3 separate regions of the Homo sapiens genome follow, and regions 1 and 2 are each linked to region 3. Evidence: read pairs that join two places in POLR2A ChIA-PET (ENCODE). Cell type or tissue: CD4-positive, alpha-beta T cell. All regions are shown on one strand. Each heading gives the region's core, and the rest is flanking DNA. Links, peaks and the distances in the headings are about the cores only.

The links. ChIA-PET counts read pairs that join two places held together with the same protein. Peaks named below come from ENCODE experiments on the same cell type or tissue, not always from the same donor. Only the 100,000 strongest peaks of a DNase experiment are listed, where the experiment ranks them.
Region 1: POLR2A ChIA-PET joins it to region 3 with 11 read pairs; 7 of 35 experiments call an interaction of 5 or more read pairs at or near these places.
Region 2: POLR2A ChIA-PET joins it to region 3 with 12 read pairs; 7 of 35 experiments call an interaction of 5 or more read pairs at or near these places.

Annotation. Positions count from the first base shown.
Region 1 is chr7:38,360,737-38,371,240 of GRCh38, reverse strand. All of the region lies in intron 3 of TRG-AS1 (T cell receptor gamma locus antisense RNA 1), which reads right to left. It also overlaps TRG, TRGV2 and the pseudogene TRGV1. Among named protein-coding and RNA genes, the nearest start is that of TRG-AS1, 25 kb to the right of the region's middle. RefSeq lists enhancers at 1,037-1,086, 3,071-3,160, 7,755-7,854, 8,238-8,287. In CD4-positive, alpha-beta T cell, for the core only: CTCF peaks have their summits at 1,001, 1,200 (motif pointing right), 2,687 and 2,887 (motif pointing right); DNase peaks (open chromatin) are centred at 1,220, 2,940 and 3,700; H3K4me3 peaks cover 445 bases; H3K27ac peaks cover 2,567 bases.
Region 2 is chr7:38,371,570-38,377,377 of GRCh38, reverse strand. It overlaps TRG-AS1 (T cell receptor gamma locus antisense RNA 1), which reads right to left. Exons shown (of 4, transcript NR_040085.2): 4 at 1-1,821. Among named protein-coding and RNA genes, the nearest start is that of TRG-AS1, 33 kb to the right of the region's middle. RefSeq lists a silencer at 2,596-2,890. In CD4-positive, alpha-beta T cell, for the core only: CTCF peaks have their summits at 2,584 and 2,784 (motif pointing right); a DNase peak (open chromatin) is centred at 2,767.
Region 3 is chr7:38,213,645-38,218,644 of GRCh38, reverse strand. It overlaps STARD3NL (STARD3 N-terminal like), which reads right to left. Exons shown (of 9, transcript NM_032016.4): 3 at 4,211-4,288; 4 at 3,540-3,617; 5 at 1,567-1,620; 6 at 1,340-1,457. Among named protein-coding and RNA genes, the nearest start is that of STARD3NL, 38 kb to the right of the region's middle. In CD4-positive, alpha-beta T cell, for the core only: CTCF peaks have their summits at 2,528 and 2,728 (motif pointing left); a DNase peak (open chromatin) is centred at 2,724; H3K27ac peaks cover 1,644 bases.

The DNA of each region.
Region 1 (10,504 bases), core at 583-5,582, 150 kb before region 3:
ACTATTGCCACAATAACGCCATGTAGCAAATATCCCAAACTCAGTGGCTTAGCACAATAATCATCTACAAATTCTTACAAATGCGTAGGTTTGCTAGACTGTTCTGCTGATCTAAACCAAGCTCATCTGATCTTGGCTGGGCTTGGCCACATGTCAGGCAGCTGCTGGGTTAGCTGGGAGGGGGACTGCCTGGTCAAAGTGCCTGGGTCTGAATAAATCAGCTCCACTACACACAGGGTTTCATCCTCCAACAGGCTAGCCTGGATTTGTTCTAATGACAATGACAGAAAGCAAAGAGCTAGCAGAAGCACATCAGGCCACTTGAAGCCTCAATTCAGAACTGGAGCCCTATGAGTTCTTCTTGTATTTAAAAAAAAAAAAAGGCGGGGGGCATAAACGGCGCCTCTTAATCGAAGGAGCTTTGACTTATCAAGAATGAGTTCCACTTCTGGAAAATTTGCAGTGAGCCCACACTGCCTTGTCTGGCTCACAAATGCAACTATGAACCCTGAATCTGAGGACTTTGAAAAATAAATGATAGCAAGTCAACTGGAGAAGGAAATCGGAAAGTGAAGCACTATGAATTCCCAGTAAGTTTCTTATTTATTTTTCCTCAATTATCCCCTGGCCTGTACTCAGATAATCAGAGTATATGTACAAAGATAATCTGAAATGCAGAACTGTACACCAGGTGAGGACAGAGAGAAAGGGGGACTCTCTGTGGTCAGAGAGCCCTGGTTTTCTGTTTTTTGTCCTTTTCCATTCTCTCGCAGCCCCCAGGCAATCTGAGTGGCAGTGGCAGCAGCTATGGTGAGCCAGGAGCCTAAAGCTCTTAGGAAAGGGATCCTTCTCTCTGACCAGGGAAGCTGTGGCCCTGAGAGAGAATCCTGGTGGTTTTTGTTCTCTATCCTCTCACCACTTGGCCCTGGAGGGAGACACAATGGTGGGAAATGCAGTGTGCTAAAGCCACACCTGTCTGGCCAGACGACTGGAGGGGCATTTCCTGTGAACTAGAAAGTATTGCAGAGCTTGCAGAGAGAAAGAAGATTAAGCAAGAAACATCATGCAATGATGTCTGGACTCCTGGGCTCACCCACTAGCTGTGCATGCATAAACGTGACCCTAAACAGCTCCAAAGCCAAAGGCCTTGCAAACCGAAGCAGGAGTAGGCACTGCCCAGGTCCTAGAATGGCCACTGGGTGGCGCACACACAGGACAGGTCTGACAAGACAAGTACTGCAAAGGCTGGAAAACGGAACTGACTGGAACTGCCCACCAAACACCAGTAGGAAGTTGTAATCCCTAACTGCGTCAGTTGCCTGCTAACAAAAAAACCCCCTCCACATTCTGTGTAATATTTAAACAATGCCCAGAGCTCTATAACATGATATTCAAAGTGTACAGGATTTAATCCGAAATTACTCCGCATGTGGAGGACGAGGAAAATCTTAGCATCTCCAAACGGAAAAGCCAAACAACAGATGCTAATCCTGACACGACACAGGTGTTGGAATAACAAAGACTTTAAAGGAGCTATAGTGACCACAGGAAGAAATGGAAAGAGAGGAGGAGAGAAGGAGGTAGAAAGTAAATAGATAGGAGAGATACAAATAGAGAAATAGAAAAAGAGATGAATAGAGATAGGCAGATAGAGAGACAGAAACATAAAGATATGAACAGAGTAAGAAACAGGAGCACTAAAGCAAAATAGAGGAGACTGAGAGCTGTAAGAGGGAGCTATAGAAGGAAAAATGTAAAGGGAGGAACAAAAACGGGACAGAGAAAAAAGAAATATGGACATAAAGACGGAGATGGAAGGACATAGTGATAGAAAGCAATGCAGGAGATAGAGAAATAGAATAGTAGAGAGAGAAATAGAGCCAGGGCACGTGAAAGCTATAAAGCAATTCATGGTAGTTGTCTAAATTCAACATATCATTACGGTTGCATAATGCTAATATTCTCATTTTAACATTTCTCCTAAATTTATTGGTTGTAATACTTCCACAAAAGAACTTTCATTCGGCCAGGCACAGTGGCTCACACCTGTAATCCCAGCACATTGGGAGGCCGAGGTGGGTGGATCACTTGAGGTCAGGAGTTCAAGACCAGCCTGGCCCACATGGTGAAACCCCATCTCTATGAAAAATATAAAAATTAGCTAGGTGTGGTGGCGCGTGCCTGTAATCCCAGCTACTTGGGAGGCTGAGGCAGGAGAATTGCTTGAACCCCGGAGGTGGAGATTGCAGTGAGCTGAGATTGTGCCACTGCACTCCAGTCTGAGACACAGAGCGAGACTCTATCTATCTAAAGAAAAAAAAAAAGAACTTTCATTCTTAAGCTCTGTGGTATTCTAAAATGTTTGTACAGAAATGGCAAGGTAAATGCTTGATTATTTTCTTTTCTGTTTTCAGAATGAGATGGTGTCTTAGCAACCTCCAGAGGAGACTTTATTTTGCTATATTATGTTTTTCAAGAATTTGTGTAGGTGTTATTCTTTTGGTGCTTAAAATGTCCTACCGATGGTTAGTGAGAGCCACTGCCGTTGTTTTTATTTGAGTAGAGTCCAAGGCAAACCAACATGCCTGACCCTCAGTCCTGTTAATAAAGCAGGCTCAAGCCTTCTCAGAATGGCCCTGGGTGGACTTGCAAATGTGGACTTGCAAATGTGAAAAGGAAGGTGGTTCAGGGCCCTAATCAGAAGCTTCCTGGCAGGACCAGGTTCTGGCAGCTGCGTTGGCTGCTGAAACTCTGAAGTGCAGGATGTGAGCCTGCTGTGGGACTGCCCTCTCCCAAGGGCCATGACCAGCTAGCGCCAGGGTCAGCTTCCCCCACATCTGCACTCCCTCTGCTGTGGGCCTGAGCAATCCATGCCCCTGGCTCTCTCCTGAAGAGGGCCTGCTCTCAGCTGCCACAAGAGGGCGATGGAGAACGGGCCTGAGCAGAGAGGCAGGAGCTCCTCTGCAGGTCCTCCCAGGAACCACCGCTTCTGGGAGGAAGGCTTGGGAGTCCCCTAAGACACATCCTCAGTCACTTCTCCCTGCCTGTGACTCAGGAAGACCAGCTCCTCTTACTGTCTTCTGTGCTAGGGATCACTTCCTTGTTGAGTGGGGCCTGAGTTTTAAGAGGATCTTCTGCTCCTCTTCATCTGGTCCCTTTCCTTCCAAGGCCCCAGAGAGGAAGGCATGCGGTGGGCCCTAGCGGTGCTTCTAGCTTTCCTGTCTCCTGGTGAGTGCGCTGCCTACAGAGAGGATCACGGGTTTTGTTTTGTTTTGTTATTTTCTTCTTTTGCAAGGAGCGACATACTAAGAAATGCCTCATTATATTTTGTGTTGTTCCCATTGCAGCCAGTCAGATATCTTCCAACTTGGAAGGGAGAACGAAGTCAGTCACCAGGCTGACTGGGTCATCTGCTGAAATCACCTGTGATCTTCCTGGAGCAAGTACCTTATACATCCACTGGTACCTGCACCAGGAGGGGAAGGCCCCACAGTGTCTTCTGTACTATGAACCCTACTACTCCAGGGTTGTGCTGGAATCAGGAATCACTCCAGGAAAGTATGACACTGGAAGCACAAGGAGCAATTGGAATTTGAGACTGCAAAATCTAATTAAAAATGATTCTGGGTTCTATTACTGTGCCACCTGGGACAGGCACAGTGATTCAGACACTGAAAATCTGCCTGTGGTTGCTTCTGGTACACAAGATAGACCAGCCAACTCTCATTTCCTGCCCTGAATTTACTGTATTCTGTACAAAGAGAAACACAGCTTAACTCCTGATCTCCCCTGCAATATCACACTCCCCTGGCAGCAGCTGCACCCTGTTCCCCACCCTCCCCCAGGACTTTCCTGAAGACCAAGCTGCCACCTCCAAGCCTCAGCTAAGCAGCCTGGCTGAGAGCAAGTTTCTCTCAGCTCTCCTAGAACATGGGGAAGGCCCACTCACTCTGCTTCCTAGGACAGACAGGTACAGCTAGGGTCCAGCTGTGAAGCAAGACATTTTGGACAAAAATGGGAAGGGTATTCATACTGAATCATACATCCAATAATGGTCCAGAGATCGCAGCTGAGAGTGGTGCTTATTCCTTATGTCTATAACAATATAAGCAATACTATAATGACCACTAAAACACTAGGCCAATATATGCAGTTGAACATTCTCTCTCTCTGCCCTCCCTTTTATTCTCGCTCTCCTTTCTTACTTCCATGCTTGCTTTTATCATTTTCTCTCCCTCCCTCCCTTCCTCCTTTCCTTCCATCACCCCACCCTCCTTCCTTTCTTTCCTTCCTTCCTTCCTTGCTTTTCTCTCTTTCTCTCCTTTTTGTGTACATAATCACAATACTTTTTCCACAAAATCATTTGAAATAGTTTTTCTCTATTTGTTCATGCCAACATTGATATAGCTGCTTTAATTGTTCAGTTTCATTTTTATATTTTGGAAATTTGTGTATTATTTTGTTTTGTTTCATATTTGTTTTGTATACGTAAAACATTTAGTTGGAACTGAAGTCAAAATTATAAAAGATGACACATTTGAAGATTTTAGCTTCCATTGTAGACTTCTCATTCCTCTTTTCTCCCTGACACTATAGGTAACAATATTTTTATCCGTTTTCTTGAACTTTTTCACTCTGTCATAGCGCAGTATGTATCAATTCTATTTCAATGCCATATTTATATTTTTGTTCCTATATTTGGTTTTTATACATTTTAATCAATCTTATATTTTCCCGTGTCTGGATTGTGTGTCTTACTTCTAAAGGTGCACATACTTCATAAGTATGCATAAAGACGTCCATATCATTTATTTGAATGTTTTTATGTGTTGATTATTTAATGATGGCATCATTGATCTATCAGGAATTTTTATACAATAATTACTGTATTAGTAATAATAATACTGGCCAGGCCCGGTGGCTCATGCCTGTAATCCCAGCATTTGAGTAGTACAGTCGTTAGGAATACTTAGGCCGGGAGATTGCGACCAGCTTAGCCAACATGGTGAAACCCTGTCTCTACTAAAAATACAAAAAATTAGCTGGCTGTGGCGGTGCACACATGTAATCCCAGCTACTTGGATGCTGAAGCAGGAGAATCTCTTGAGCCTAGAAGGTGGAGTTTTCAGTGAGCTAATATCACACTACTGCAGTCCAGTTTGGGCAACACAGTGAGACTCTGTCTCAAAAAGACTAATAATAATAATAATATTGATGGTAAATATGGGTACTGACATTCTGGTAGTTAATGTACTAAGCACATTGCATGCATATTGTATTTAATCTACACAGAAACTTCATTAAGGATTTAAAGTACTGTTGAATGTAACATTAGAAATTGGGGGGTTAATTAACATTCCCTAAGTCATATACTTTAATTTGATAATGATTGCAATCCAAGCTCTGTGGTTCAGAAAATGAGATTTGTTAATTCGGTTTGCATTCCCCCATCGTAGGAGTACTAGCATCATTTTACAACTTTACAGTTCATTTATATTTCTTCTTTTGAGAATTGCCTTGTACACTCTTTTCCTATTCTTCTATTGGAGGATTAGTTTTTTCTTATTGGTTCGTAAGAATTAATATACACCATTTTAGAGATACTGACCCTTTATCCAATGTGTTGAAGATATTTCTCCTCATTTGTTATTATTTACATTTGGCACCTTTTGGAGAATTGAACTTTGAAAAAAACAAAATCTATCAATTTTTCTATGGTGTCTACTTTGATGTCAGGTTTAGAAAGGCCAATCTCACCTAGAATTTCTATGCAATTCATCATCATTTAAGTCTAATGATTTTCTTTTTATTACAACTAAATCACTATTTGTAACTGGTAAGGTAGAAATGCAGCAATATTTGTTTCCATATGGTAAGTCAATATCCAAAAGAGAACTTATGAAATAATTGACTATTTCCTTGTGGATATTAACATATCACTTTATCACATGATAAAATATTACATACATGCAGCTTTCTTTCTGGATTTTCCACTGTGTTCCATGAATCTTGTCATTCTAGTGCCAGTATTGCCTTCTCTTCAGCACTGTAGCTTTATAGTTCTTTTCACATTCTGATGAAGTTTCTCTCATTATCTTTTTGTTTTAAGAATTTTCTGTGCATGCTAGTGTGATCTCAATCCTCTCCCTTCCCATTTTTAAACCGTGAGACTTCTGTCCAGCAAGACTTTTTCACGCTCCAAGGCAGGCAAGCTTCCCTCCTTCACAAGGACCTGAGAATTCAGCTTTCAGAGCTGTTCCTGTGGAAGCCTCATGTCCTGCACATATGGTCCAGAGGCAGAGGGAGACCAACCGGAGCCCCCTCCCTTTCTCATTCCCAGCTGTGATGACAGCAAAAACTGAACTCTGTGAGCTAGGCCAACAACACAATTAAGAGAGACATTGTTCTACATCTCATTATGCATCTTTCAAACATGTGTCTCTATATACTTCTGACACAGGTGGTGGTAATCTGTGTATGCCTTACTGAATTTTCACAATTATATTACTGTACTACTTTTGTCCCCTATATTTCCATCTGTGAATCCAGGTGTACTGCAGATCTCAGTCCCCTTTCTGAGGGTAGGGCTGACAAATAAAATATACAATACCAAACAATTTGGAAGTTCAGATAAACAACAAGTTTTTAGTTTAAGTATGTTCCAAATATTGCATGACATGGCACCCTGAACTACTTAGAAAAAAAAAACAAAAAAACCTCACACTCCTACTTCAGTGAACAAAAATCCTCTAATAAAGAGATCACACCCACAGGATCACACACACACAAACACACACACACACACACACCCCACATACACCCATTTATCTTAGAGCAGAGTCCAAGACCCACCAACACACATGATCCTCAGTCCTTTCATTTTTATTATTTATTTATTTATTTATATTTATTATACTTTAAGTGCTAGGGTACATATGCACAACGTGCAGGTTTGTTACATATGTATACATGTGCCATGTTGGTTTGTTGCACCCATCAACTTGTCATCTACATTAGGTATATCTCTTAATGCTATCCCTCCCCCCTCCCCCCACCCCACTACAGGCCCCAGTGTGTGATGTTCCCCCACTCTGTGTCCAAGTGTTCTCCTTGTTCAATTCCCACCTACGAGTGAGAACATGCACTGTTTGGATTTCTGTCCTTGGAATAGTTTGCTCGGAATGATGGTTTCCAGCTTCATCCATGTCCTTACAAAGGACATGAACGCATCCCTTTTTATGGCCGCATAGTATTCCATGGTGTATATGTGCCACATTTTCTTAATCCAGTCTATCATTGATGGACATTTGGGTTGGTTCCAAGTCTCTGCTATCGTGAATAGTGCCACAATAAACATATGCTTTGCGTGGTGCCTCCAAGTGTCCTCGCAGATGCCAAAAGGAAGGTGGTTCAGTTCCCTAATCAGAGACTTCCTGGCAGGACAAGGTCCTGGCATCAGCATTAGCTGCTGCAACTCTGAAGGGCAGGGTGTGAGCCTGCTGTGGGACTGCCCCCTCCTAGGGCTGGGCCTGCTGACTCCAGGGTCTGCTTCCCCCACCTCTGCACTCCCTCTGCTGCAGGCCTGAGCTCTCCTTGCCCCTGGCTCTCTTCTGCAGAGGGCCTGCTCTCAGCTGCCACAAGAGGGCGCCGGAGAACGGACCTGAGCAGAGAGGCAGGGGCTCCTCTGCAGGTCCTCCCAGGCACCAACCCTTCTGGGAGGGAGGAAGGCTTGGGAGTCCTCTTAGACAGATCCTCAGTCACTTCCCTCTGCTTGTGTCTCAGGAAGACCACCTCCTCCTACTGTCTTCTGTGCTAGGGATCACTTCCTTGTTGAGTGGAACCTGAGTTTTAAGAGGATCTTCTGCTCCTCTTCATCTGGTCCCTTTCCTTCCAAGGCCCCAGAGAGGAAGGCATGCAGTGGGCCCTAGCGGTGCTTCTAGCTTTCCTGTCTCCTGGTGAGTGCGCTGCCTACAGAGAGGATCACGGGTTTTGTTTTATTTTCTTCTTTTGCAAGGAGTACCATACTAAGGAATTCCTCATTATATTTTGTGTTGTTCCCATTGCAGCCAGTCAGAAATCTTCCAACTTGGAAGGGAGAACGAAGTCAGTCATCAGGCAGACTGGGTCATCTGCTGAAATCACTTGTGATCTTGCTGAAGGAAGTAACGGCTACATCCACTGGTACCTACACCAGGAGGGGAAGGCCCCACAGCGTCTTCAGTACTATGACTCCTACAACTCCAAGGTTGTGTTGGAATCAGGAGTCAGTCCAGGGAAGTATTATACTTACGCAAGCACAAGGAACAACTTGAGATTGATACTGCGAAATCTAATTGAAAATGACTTTGGGGTCTATTACTGTGCCACCTGGGACGGGCACAGTGATTCAGATCCGCCCTACACCACACTGAAAATCTGCCTTGTGGCTGCTTCTGGTACACAAGATAGAGCCGCCCCCTCTCATTTCCTGCCACCAAATTTACCGTGTGCTGAACAAGAGAAACATTGCTTAACTCCTGATCTCCCCTGCAATATTACACTCCCCTGGCAGCAGCTGCACCCTGTTCCCCACCCTCCCCCAGGACTTTCCTGAAGACCAAGCCGCCATCTCAGCTAAGCCTCAGAGAAGCAGCCTGGCTGAGAGCAAGGTTCTCTTAGCTCTCCTAGGACATGGGGGAGGCCCACTCACTCTGCTTCCTAGGACAAATGGGTACCCCTAGGGTCCAGCTGTAAAGCAAGATATTTTGGACAACAAATGGGAAGGGAATTTATACTAAATTGTGTATCCCATCATGATCCAGAAACCGCAGCTGAGACTGGTGCTTATTCCTTATGTCTATAACAATATAAGCAATACTATAATGACCACTGAAACACCAGGCCTAGGTATGCAGTTGAACATTCTCTCCCTCTGCCCTCCCTTTTATTCTCTCTCTCTTTTTTCTTAATTCTTTGCTTGCTTTTATTATTTTTCTCTCTCCCTTCCTCCCTCGCTCCATCGCTCCCTCCGTCCTTCCCTCCCTCTCTCCCTCTCTCCTTCCCTCCCTTCCTCTCTTCTTTCCTTCCATCCATTCTCCTTCGTTTTCCTTCCTTCCTTCTTTGCTTTTCTCTTGCTTTCCTTTTTGGGTACATAATCAGAATACTTTTTCCACAAAATCATTTGAAATAATTTTTCTCTATGTGTTCATGTCAACATTGATATAGCTACTTTAATTGTTCAGTTTTCTTTTTTACATTTTGGAAATTTGTTGTATTACTTTGTTTTGTTTCATATCTGTTTTGTATATATAAAACATTTACATGGAAGTGAAGTCAAAATTATAAAAGATGATGCATTTGAAGATTTTAGCTTCCATTGTAGACTTCTCATTCTTCTTTTCTCCCTGACACTATAGGTAACAATATTTTTGGCAGTTCACTTGAGTTTTTTCACTGTTTGTCATAGCGGAGTATGTATTGTTTCTATTTCAATGCCATATTTATATTTTCTTTCTGATATTCAGTTTCTATATATTTTAATCAATCTTATATTTTCCTGTGTCTGGACTGTGTGTCTTACTTCTAAAGGTGCACATACTTCATAAGTATGCATAAAGACGTCCATATCATTTATTTGAATGTTTTTATGCATTCATTATTTAATGATGGCATCATTGATCTATCAGGAATTTTTATACAATAATTACTGTATTAGTAATAATAATACTGGCCAGGCCCGGTGGTTCATGCCTGTAATCCCAGCATTTGGGCAGTCCAGTCGTTAGGATCACTTAGGCCGGGAGATTGCGACCAGCTTAGCCAACATGGTGAAACCCTGTCTCTACTAAAAATACAAAAAATTAGCTGGCTATAGTGGCGCACACATGTAATCCCAGCTACTTGAATGCTGAAGCAGGAGAATCTGTAGAGCCTGGTAGGTGGAGTTTTCAGTGAGCTAATATCACACTACTGCAGTCCAGTTTGGGCAACAGAGTGAGACTCTGTCTCAAAAAAATGAATAACGATAATAATAATATTGATGCTACATATGGGTACTGACATTCTGGTAGTTAATGTACTAAGCACATTACATGCATATTTTATTTAATCTACACAGAAATTTCATTAGGGTTTAAAGTACTGTTGAATGTAACATTAGAAATTGAGGGGGTTAATTAACATTCCCTGAGTCATATACTTTAACTTGATAATGATTGCAATCCAAGCTCTGTGATTCTGAAAACGAGATTTGTAAATTCAGTTTGCATTCCCTCATCTTTGGGAGTACTAACATTATTTCACAACTTTATAGGTCATTTATAGTTCTTCTTTTGTGAATTGCCTTGTCATACTCTTTGCCTATTCCTCTCTTGGAGGATTAATTTTTTCTTATTAGTTTGTAAGAGTTAATATACACTATTTTAAAGATACTGACCCTTTATCCAATGTGTTGAAGATATTTCTCCTCATTTGTTGTTATTTACATTTGGCATCTTTTGGTGAATTGAACTTTGAAAAAAAAAGC
Region 2 (5,808 bases), core at 248-5,247, 160 kb before region 3:
AAAATTTTAAGTACTGTAACACCTGTATAGGGGAGTTACCATGAATGGAGCTTGCAGGTCTGGAAGCTACTCTGGGTGAGTGAGTCAATGAGTGAGTGGTGAGAGGATGTGAAGACCTAGGACGTTCCTGTACACTCCTGTAGACTATAAACACTGGACACTTAGGCTACACTAAATTGATCAAAACATACATTTCTTTCTTCATTAATAAATTAGCTTTTGCTGACTGTAACTTTTTTACTTTAGCAACTTTTATTTTTTAACTTTTTGACTCCTAACAACACTTAGCTTAAAACACAAACAGGCCAGGCCCTGTAGTTCACGCCTGTAACCCCACCACTTTGGGAGGCCAAGGCGGGTGGATCACCAGGTCAGGAGTTCAAGACCAGCCTGGCCAAGATGGTGAAAATCTCCACAAAAAATACAAAAATTAGCCAGGCATGGTGGCACTTGCCGGTAGTCCCAGCCACTCAGGAGGCTGAGGCAGAAGAGTCGCTTGACCCCAGGAGGCAGAGGTTGCAGTGAGCCGAGATCACACCACTGCACTCCAGCTGGGCGACAGAGCAAGACTCCGTCTCAAAAAAAAAAAAGAAAAAGGAAAAGAAAAACAAAAAAAAATTATACAGCTGTACAAAATATTTTCTTTATATCCTTATTCTATAAACTGTTTTCTATTTTTAACATTTTCACTTTTAAAACATTTTTGCTAAAAATCAAGACACAGCCACACATTAGCCTAGGCCTACAGGGTCGAGATCTTCAATATCACTGTAGTCCAGCTCCACATCTTGTACCCACGGAGGGTCATCAGGGCAGTAACACACATGGAGCTGTCATCTCCTAGGACAACAGTGCCTTCTTCTGGAATTCCTACTGAAGGGCCTGCCTGAGGCTGTTTTACAGTTAACTTTTTTTTTTTTTACAAGTAGAAGTTGTACACTCTAAAATAATGATTAAAAAGTATAATATAGTAATTACATAAACCAGTAACATGGTCATTTATTATAATTTTCAAGTATGTACTGTGCGTAGCTGGATGTGCTAGACTTTTATACAACTGGCAGTACAGTAGGTTTGTGTACACCAGGGTCACCACAAATGAGAGTCGTGTTGTGATGTTATGATGGCTACGATGTCACTAGATGACAGGAATTTTTCTGCACCTCTATCATCTCATGGGACTGTGGTACATGCGGCCCATCGTTACTGAAATGTGATGAAGTGCATGACTCTAGTCTTCACAGATACGGAGGCTCTAAGGACAGATATCAAATACATTAGACTGGGCACCTATGGGGGAACAGGAATAGGGAATGAAGGAGAGAAAAGAGTAAAATAAAAAACAAACATGCAAAACTGTACATAACTGGCATGGATTAATGGTGATAATGTACCAGGCACTGAGAAATATGACAGAAAAATATGAGAATTAAGGTTTTAAAAAACAAGCAAAAAACAAGAAGATACCAAGCACTGATTTCAGGATAACTCCCTGAAGCCTCATATTTAAGCTTTGAGACTTAATTTTGGACAATCCAAAACAGTGGTTCCAATGAGTAAATCACAATTAGGGTAATCCAAAGAGCTCTCTTTCTTCAGTTGTCTGTGGAAAATGTGACATTTTCCTTCAGGTAAAATCCGTGTACACTGGCTGCCAGCACAGAGCCATCTGGCTGGCCTTGGCCGCTGGGCATTGGTCTTGGCTTTGTCCCACCCCCGCAGCAGCCTTCTTCTCCAGGATGGTCAAAGCTCACCCAGAGCAAAGATGCTCTGCACTCAGGAACACTGGATTCAGGCATTGATCCAAGCCCCCGTGCAGCTCTGTGATATAAAAATGAGAGGAGGGAGGAGAACTTGTCTTTTAGCCAAAACATTTTCTAAACCACAGGCAGTTACCATGTCCTTCAGAGTCAAGGCACATTAGGTACAAGGATTATTGATAATAATCCTTGTAATTTTTAAGACCACAAAACATTGAAACATTGAAAATTATAAATAGATAACATCAAAGCATGGTGGGAATTCTATTTTGTATGCATGTTTAGACTAAGGATCTTTTCTTTTTTTCCAGACTGGGCCAGAACCAAGTACCTGTAAGAATCAGCACAGTTCAGCCTTTTGTATCAATTGCAGTTGTGTCCATGTATGTGTGTGTGCATTCTTGGGTACATGTGCACACACCTGCATGTTACCTACACAAACCTCCGTGTTCCCATCCTTCTTAGGTGGGATTTTTGAACACTGCATTTACACTGGCCTGAAATAAGTTTGTTAAAGTCATCGGCCTCATGTAGTGGCCAGGCTGGGCTGCAAAGCCATTGGCTATCCAAACATTCAGAAGACCTTTAGGAATCAATGTTTTTGTTAAGGAGTCTATATAGAATAGGCTTTTCCTAGAGCAATGTTGAGTCAAGAGGAAGCAAATAACATGCATTATTGTTGGATCAAAATAAAAACTAGAAGCTTCCATTTTTCATTTCACCACACCTATTCCTTCAATATCCAGTTTATCAATTCAATTCAGAATCACAATTAGAACTAGAAGAGACCAAAAACATCACCCACTCCTCTGATTTTGAGGCGGGGGAAATGACAGCCCTGCAAGAAGGAGTCTCTTGCCTAAAACTATCAAGCACATAAGGTGTGCAGTTGGAACCTGCCTTGCATTTGGGGACCTTTCCATTCGTTATACGAAGTCTTTGCCATTCGTTGGGGTCTAATATTGGGGTAATATAACATGTATGGTATACCTCGAATGGCCAGGAGGGGGTGCTACAGGTTTGTACAAATAACTAAATGCAGTCAAAACACTACTTCTTTTAAAGCATGAAGCTGGGAGTTGAAATCAAATCGGAAATATAACATTTTGTATCAAAATGCAGCAGCTTCATGAAGACAGAAATTAATCCCTGAATCATAAACAGCCAAGCAGTTCCCTTATGGTACAGGCTCTGGAGACTTGTCTGTTTGGTTCAAATTCTTGGTGTGCTGTTTATTAGCTAGGTGACCTCGAGGAGTTATTTAACCTCTCTGTAAGCTTCAATTTCATCTGAAAAATGGGGATAAGTAACACCTATTTTCTGCTTGCAAGAAAAGAATAAATATATACAATGTTTGACACTCAAAGGGTATTTGCTATCATTTAATGGATCAAGAATTTCTGCTATGACTTTAAAAATTAGTCTTTTAATAAAAGGCCATTAACTATTTACTTAACAGTGCTAGAGGAAATTCCTATGACTTTTTGAGGTCCACCATAATTAACTGAATGAATACTATTCAACAGTATCTTAGGTTGTTTTCTTACTGGCAGCTGAGAGTGACCCTTGAGTTTCTAAAATCTTTCTGAAATTTTCTTCATGGTCTCTTATACTTTATAACTTAAAAAGAAATATATATAATATATATACATATGATATATGTATATATGTTATATAATTTATATATATATATATACACACACACACGAATATAAATGGCCGGTAGCCAGGATTTTGGAATTTGTTAGACTTCAGTTGAAATCCAGGCTCCATTATTTATTCGTCAAATGACCTCGAAGAGTTTAACCTTTTTAAGATTCCAACTCTCTCATCTGTGAAATGTGGTTGATTATATCTCCTTTGGAGTATTATTGTAAGAATTAAACTGTGGTAAAGACTAGCTTAGATATCATTTAGTTTAGAAATGAACAAGGTGGCACAACCCCTGGCCCCAGGAGATGAATGGTGTATCCAGGGTAAAGGTTATAATTGCCAAGTACAGTGACTTTCCCAAGGACATACAACCTCTAAGTGGCAGTGCTTGGACTTTTATTCTGTCTTTTCCAAAGCAATACATTCTTGAAACTAAAAGTTCTCAGGCCAGACTCTCCAAAGTGTCCCTATTTGGCAGCTCCATCTTGAGAAGTAACCTCTCCCTTCCGCACACTCTTCGTGGGATTGCATTGTTGGCTGCTCATCCTGGGCTGAGGCCCATGACCGGACCATTCCCAGGGCACCAGGCAGCCACAGGGCCTGTAAGAAGAGCAGGCAGGAAGTGAAGCTTTGGCTGAGGTTTCTGGGACACACTTAACTTCCCTGGAAACGATGCCTGACACCGCCTGGCCACAGCACTGGCAGGAGATGCTGCTGTCTTCTGGGAACATGCAGCGGCCAGTGAGCAGCACAGGACACAGGAACGTAAACTGGGGACCCTTCATCCATCCACTCTGGCTTCGTATCTTCTCCATTGTCCACTCCTATTTTAGCCCGGGATGATCAGTGATGATGTGCATGAGTTACTCATTCCCATCTATGCCCCAGCCCAGACTGAGCATATACAAACCCTGTTCTTTGCAGAATTTTTCATTTTTCCTTTTAATTTTCTATGGAAAGAATATATGTTATATAATTCAGCCTTATTGACACCCTTATAATAGCCTTCTAAACTACACACCTGATCATTTATCCCATCCAAATATACATATATTTGATACAGGGTCTCACTCTGTTGCCCAGGCTGGAGTGCGGTGGCACGATCACAGCTCACTACAGACTTGACCTCCCAGACTCAAGGGATCCTCCCACCTCAGCCTCCCAAGTAGTTGGGACTACAGGCGTGTGCCATCACGTGCAGCTAAATTTTTGTATTTTTTGTGGAGACTGGGTTTCACCATGTTGCTCAGGCTGGTCTGGAACTCCTGGGCTTAACTGATCTGCCTGCCTCGGCCTCCCACAGTGCCGGGATTACAGGCATGAGCCACCGTGCCCAGCCTCATTGATACACATTAAATGCCTACTACGTTCCAGGCCTTGTGCTGTGTGCTCTTGATACTGAGGTGTGTGCCCCCTTAAGCTCATTGAAAACACTATTGACCTGCGTCACTGCGGTCACAAAGTGATACAGAGAGCCCAGACAACCATTTAGAGGTGAGGAAATTCTAATAATTCATGGTAAGCAGATTGTTTCCCATAGTGTTGCTAGGGAACATCTCACAGCAGACTGAAATAGAAATACAAGCAATTGTCTGCGCACTAGAACTTTCTCCCCAAGGCAGTGCTATTTTTTTAAACAATTCTTCTATCATCATCATCATAATGCTGACCTCTTGATATGTAAAGGTACAATTACGAGGAGAAGCAGAAGAACATTTACATCTGTGAGTTTGCACCTCTCTCCCACCATAGTGAGCAGATCACACCCTCAGGACCCCAGAAGACTGGCAAGGAGGACTTGATAGAGACAAAAGGAGAGACACAAGAGGGGACAGAGTGTTCATATGAAGAGGGAGAGGGCATGATATAGAGACAGTGACGGCAACAGAAAGTAGAAAGTTGAAGAGGGACAGAGAGCAGAGTGGAAGTGAGAAGGAAAGAAAATGACTAGGACAGTGGCCATACAAGCAAAAAGAGCAAGAGACAGAGACACGTGGAGAGGTATAGTTCTCTATCATGGCGGGGGAGAGAGAGAGAAAACAGAGAAAGAAATACAAAACACAGAGAGAGGGTGAGAGACAAAGGGACAGAGAGACAGCGAGAGAGGGAGGGAAGATGGAGAGAGAGAAAACAACAGAGAAGAGAGAGAAACTGTGATATAAATATAGCGACAGGGACAGGGACAGTGATGGAGAGAGACAGAGAAATAGGGAAAGATACAAGAAGAGAGAACTGGAGTTAGGGGGAGAGATAGGGAGAGAGAGAGAACGATAGACCTGTGGAGACAGAAGCATACACGTGGACACACAGAGTGCGGCAGTGTTAGGAAGATAGAGATAAATATACAGAAATAATGGTAAATATTGAGATAGAAAAATATATATAAAGAGAAAAA
Region 3 (5,000 bases), core at 1-5,000:
TACTGACAATGAAAATAAGTGCTAATTTAAAATTTTCATTAATTGTGTGTTCTGCTTTATTAGTCACTTTGAATGTGGTTTAATCCTATAACCATTCAAGCCTCAGTCATAGTAATAGTTCATATGTTTTCAACAAAGTTCAGTTTTATATTTATATACAATTAAAAAAGACTTTCATTAGCTTTACTTATAACTTCTCCAAGATACACTTTCACAAAGGAATAGACGGCACAGGATAGAAGGTACAACTCAGTCTGATTAATGGGTTTTTAAAATCTACTCTTGAATTATCCTTTTCTTATATATTTCTTCTATGTAAATGAGATTTTCCAAAATAAAACCACTTGCAAGATTATTTTGCATCCTGCTGTTTTTTGAAGTTATAATCATGCTTAACTTTCTATAAGATACTTTTTTTTTCCTATGAGGCAGGGCAAATTGAGCCAGATGGCCAGCAGAGGCATAAAAACAGCATGTCTTGAAACTGCATGGGTGTCTGAAATGAGCTTTGATCGTTTCACCTTTAAGATGGGTGGGTGGGGCATGTGGGCTTCCATTAAGGACATTATGTGGAGAAGAATTTCAGCTTGGTAATTTACCATAAAGCTTAATCAATCATTTGGCCTTCCTAGTGAATATTCTGGGATATTGAAAGCCATGATGAGATTATAGCAGCTTTGGCAGGATTCATGAGTACACCTTGTTAGCTATGACTCAGCTACTCAGAGGATGGTGAAAGGCTGAGCGTCGCTCTGGCTTGCTGTCATCCTCCTGTGAATAATCTTCATCCTAAACCCACCAATGGTCCCCAGCCCTAGGCATTTAACTGTTCTAACAGAGGCCCATCTGAAGCCACCAACTGCTGTATGGATCACAATGGGAGACTTTGGAGAATCACTGGCTTGTATTTAGAATAGTTGCTTCCACTCACTTAAAATTGGTTTTATTTTCTCTGACCCTAAACAGCACAGTTCTGTTTACATGCACAAAATGCTTACTGTCCTGTCTATTGCTAACAGGGAGAAAAGAACAACCTGTCTGGGGAGAAAAAAGTGCTGGCTATTTTTTGTTATTGCTTGAATGCCCTTTTCACCAGTGTTCACATTTTCTTCCAGGGGAAGCCTGGCCTGATAGCTGGAGAGAGGAGCTGCTTTCTGTTACTTACCCTTTCATCCACCCAACCCTTCTCTCGATTTCTGCTGTAGCCACTAAAGAATGAAGACCCCACCACTGCCTAACTCTACCCATTTGCAGCCCCATTCACACCAAGAAACCACATCTCTTCCTCCCAGCTTGGTATCCAGTCCGCCTCAGGAGGCTGACTTTGAGAGGAACTTACTGTTTTCTTCTTCTGCTTCTTGAGGTAACACTTTGAAATCCAGGAACCACGTCTCAATCCAGGCAAGGATGAATGAAATGATGGGCAGCACATAGCCAAAAGCCCCTTGAGAGAAAAGCTGGAAAATACGACCAGGAAAGGGAAATGCAGTTACCACAAACTCACACTGAAAAACGAGGCTTCATCACTGAAGATGGTAACTGTATAGAAAAAGTGGTAGGCCATACCTTCGAAAGGATCACTTTTGCTAGTAAAAAGGCACTGGTCACTGCCGTTGTCAACTGCAAGACACATAATCCAGCACTGTTCACACTAGGCATCTCACACTGTGAAGGTACCTCCCTCTTCACAAGAGACCCGTCTGAGCCAGGAGCAGGCAAGGCCTGAAAAACCTGTGCCTAGCCTGGCTCCTTCCCATATCACTCAGTCTCTCTCCCCTAGACCCACACTGGGGCAAAATGGGCTTCTACATGTGACACAATCCCTAAATGACTGTGTGTGGTTTATTCTCCCACATTTCAGCAGGCTGGTGTGCTAGGTAACTAAGTTTGATCCACCAGAAGGTACAATTCCAAAGCCTCTACAAGCACATGAAGAGACTGGTAAAGTGCATAGGTAGGGCTCTCGCCAGGGGTTGTGAAGTCCAGAGATACCATAATACCTGAGCCTTGTCACTGTTCCTTCAACTAATATTTTTAGCATGGTGAAACCTGACCAAAATGAATACCAATAGTAGCTTGACTGACAGAAGGAGGACAGGGAACACCAAGTATCTTGCTCAATAAGTATTAACAAAGTTGCAGACACACACACACACACACTCACACACACACACACACACACACACAGAGCTGCTTGGGAGAGGAGGCAGTTTAGCATTTTATATTCTGACACTAATTAACTTTACAGGCTCACACTAAGCACTCTTTAAATACCAGCTGACTTCTCCTCCTTCCAGCTTCTAGACTCTTCTCTGCAAATGTTTTTTAAAACAAGAATCAGAAGCAATAAAATGATTTGCTAAATTAGACTTATTCTTCAGATAATCTGAAAGCAGATATTGAAGATACTGTCTTACAGCTCTCACTGAATATCTATATGTCAAACACTTTTCTAAAACAAACATTGAGAGGGATAGTCTGACAAATACTAGCATACATATGGGGACTCAGGAATACAACATCCCAAAGGGATCTGTTGTAGAAAATGCAGAAAAATGGGAGGGTACAATCATCAAAAGCTATGATGATATCAGCAAAAGAGTATTCAGGAAAGGGAGTCAAGTCTGGCCAAGACTGTCAGCCTATATCCATGAAATGAGAGCTTCCGGATTAACAGATGGTCTGACCGCTGCCCCGTGATTCTGAGAATGCTCAGAAGACATGGCCCAGACAGACATCGCCCCCTAGTGGACTCAGGAGGGCAGCACAAGTCCTATTCCCAGCTGGAGAAACCCAGGCCTGGGCCACCCAGACCCGAGCTCTCACCCTCTAATTGCAGAACTGCAGGTTATTTCTGAGCAGCTCTCTCTAGTCTGAGGAGCTCCACATTTTCTTCCCATAGAACTGACTTATTAAAGCTTTACAAAAGGCAAATATTCAGACATCTGTCAGGCAGAACTGCTAGTAATTCTATCAATCTCTAAATACTTATTAAGAATACCAAAGCTCTCTGTGCTAGATGCCAGGAAACAGAGGAGTAAAAAAGTCCTTGTCCTTGAGAAGTCCAAGGCAACAACAGAGAGACTGAGAGCTTTTCCCTCCAAGACAGGGGGTTGTGGGGAAGAAAGGAGGGGGTAAGGCAATTACCTAAATAAGTACAGACCATGTCATGAAAACAATCACTAAGCAGTTTCAACCAAATAAGACATTTTCCAAATATCTCTGTGACAGAGGTCTCCTCTCATCTCTTATTTGCAAAATGAGGTAGAGGGTGGCTTGGTGCTTGGCCAATAATCACTGTTGGGCTTCTAGATTCCTCATTTGGCTCAGCACCAAGAGACAAATCTAGTTACTCATTAACATTGGAAAGAAGCCCTGGAGTATTAAACCTACTTAAGTATGGAGGAAACGGGACTCAGGAAAGCTGGTGGGATTCCACCTGCATTAGAACTGTATCTTCTCCCAGCCCAGGCCTGTTGAGAGCAGGACTTGGCCACCAGCACTGGAGGAGATGACCCACTCATGCAGGGCATACTCACCGCTATTGCCCACCAATGGCGCAGTCTGCACACAGCATATGCAAGTATTAACACTTTAAATCGAAAAACTGCCAGAAGCTGAAAGTAAGAAAATAAAGGGATGTTTTAAAAAATATATACAAAAATGACACAGCTTTATGAAAAACTCACCAGACTGTCTTCATTACTGTGATTTAGCTGGAGACTACCAGGGACTGGCACTGGTCTGTAGACCAGCATTTGGGAATCCCTGCTCTACAACTTAATGTAATAGCAAATTAGGTCTCACATTAATCTCCCATTATGAAAGAAAAAACAAGGCAAGAAAAAAAAGATGTCATTTTCATCATCTTATTATACAAATAGGTGAATTTTCCTTTCAGTGACTAGATATGTCAATGGGTTCTATTTGAGCCATTTGAAAGAATAAAGGCTCTCCAACAAGAAAATAGGAATGGCTCCTTCTGTTGCCCTCCCTTATCTGTCATTAATCTTTTATTTCCTTGAGATGATGACACAATTCCTTATTTAGAGAGAGAGAACATTGAATGGGTGGGGAATTAAAAGAAAAGGAAAATATGGTCAGTGTTCAAAAGAGGAAAAAAGGGCATGGAATTTGAAGTCTATTTAGAGGAAATCTGCCTTTTGGGTCAGTTTTATCACATCTGAAATGAAACATAAAAAATACTTACAAATATATCAAAATATGAAGAATAGTAGTCATACTGCATCACCTCCTTCTCTAATGTGTTCTCAATGCCTCCATTCACCTAGAAAGGAGAGTAAGAAGCAAAAACAAGGAGAGGTTTATGTGTGGAAATAAAACAAGGTAAGATTTCCTATCCAACTTTCCTGCCTATCTTCTCAGAACCCAGAAATGCTAAAGTGCGAAGAAAAGAACTCTCATAATTTTAATAGAAAAGGGCTAGATGGCACTCTCCAATTCCTCAACTCTGAATTCATTCACTCAACAGATATAAATGTATAGTGAAAAATAATGGCTTCTGTAGTTCATAGTTGGGAAAATTAAAATGTTAAGAAAATTATTTTTTCCCTTCTAAGATAAAGTCTTCCATCATACAAAAGTATATTTTTAAAGAAGGCAATTCACCTTTATCCAGGACTACCTTACTTTCTGATCACGCTCCACTGTCTTAGGTCTTGGAAGGCCAAGACTCCCCGACATCCGGGCAAACGTCAATGATGGCCATTAGCATGACACAGGATAGAAGTGTAAACATTCTCTGTGGTTTCTCATTTTTATTTCTCCTGGCATTTAAAGATTCTGCACTTTTATCAATTTAAATATATTTTTAACATGAATAGATAATGAAATAAGGACAGTACTAGACTCAAACCTGATACAACTTTCTGTCCTCTCCCAATGCTACTGTCAAAATAAATCTTGTATTATCGAGCTCAAAATTCGACAAATGAAACTATGGAGCATAATACTTTTAAAAAATCAAGTAAGGGGACATG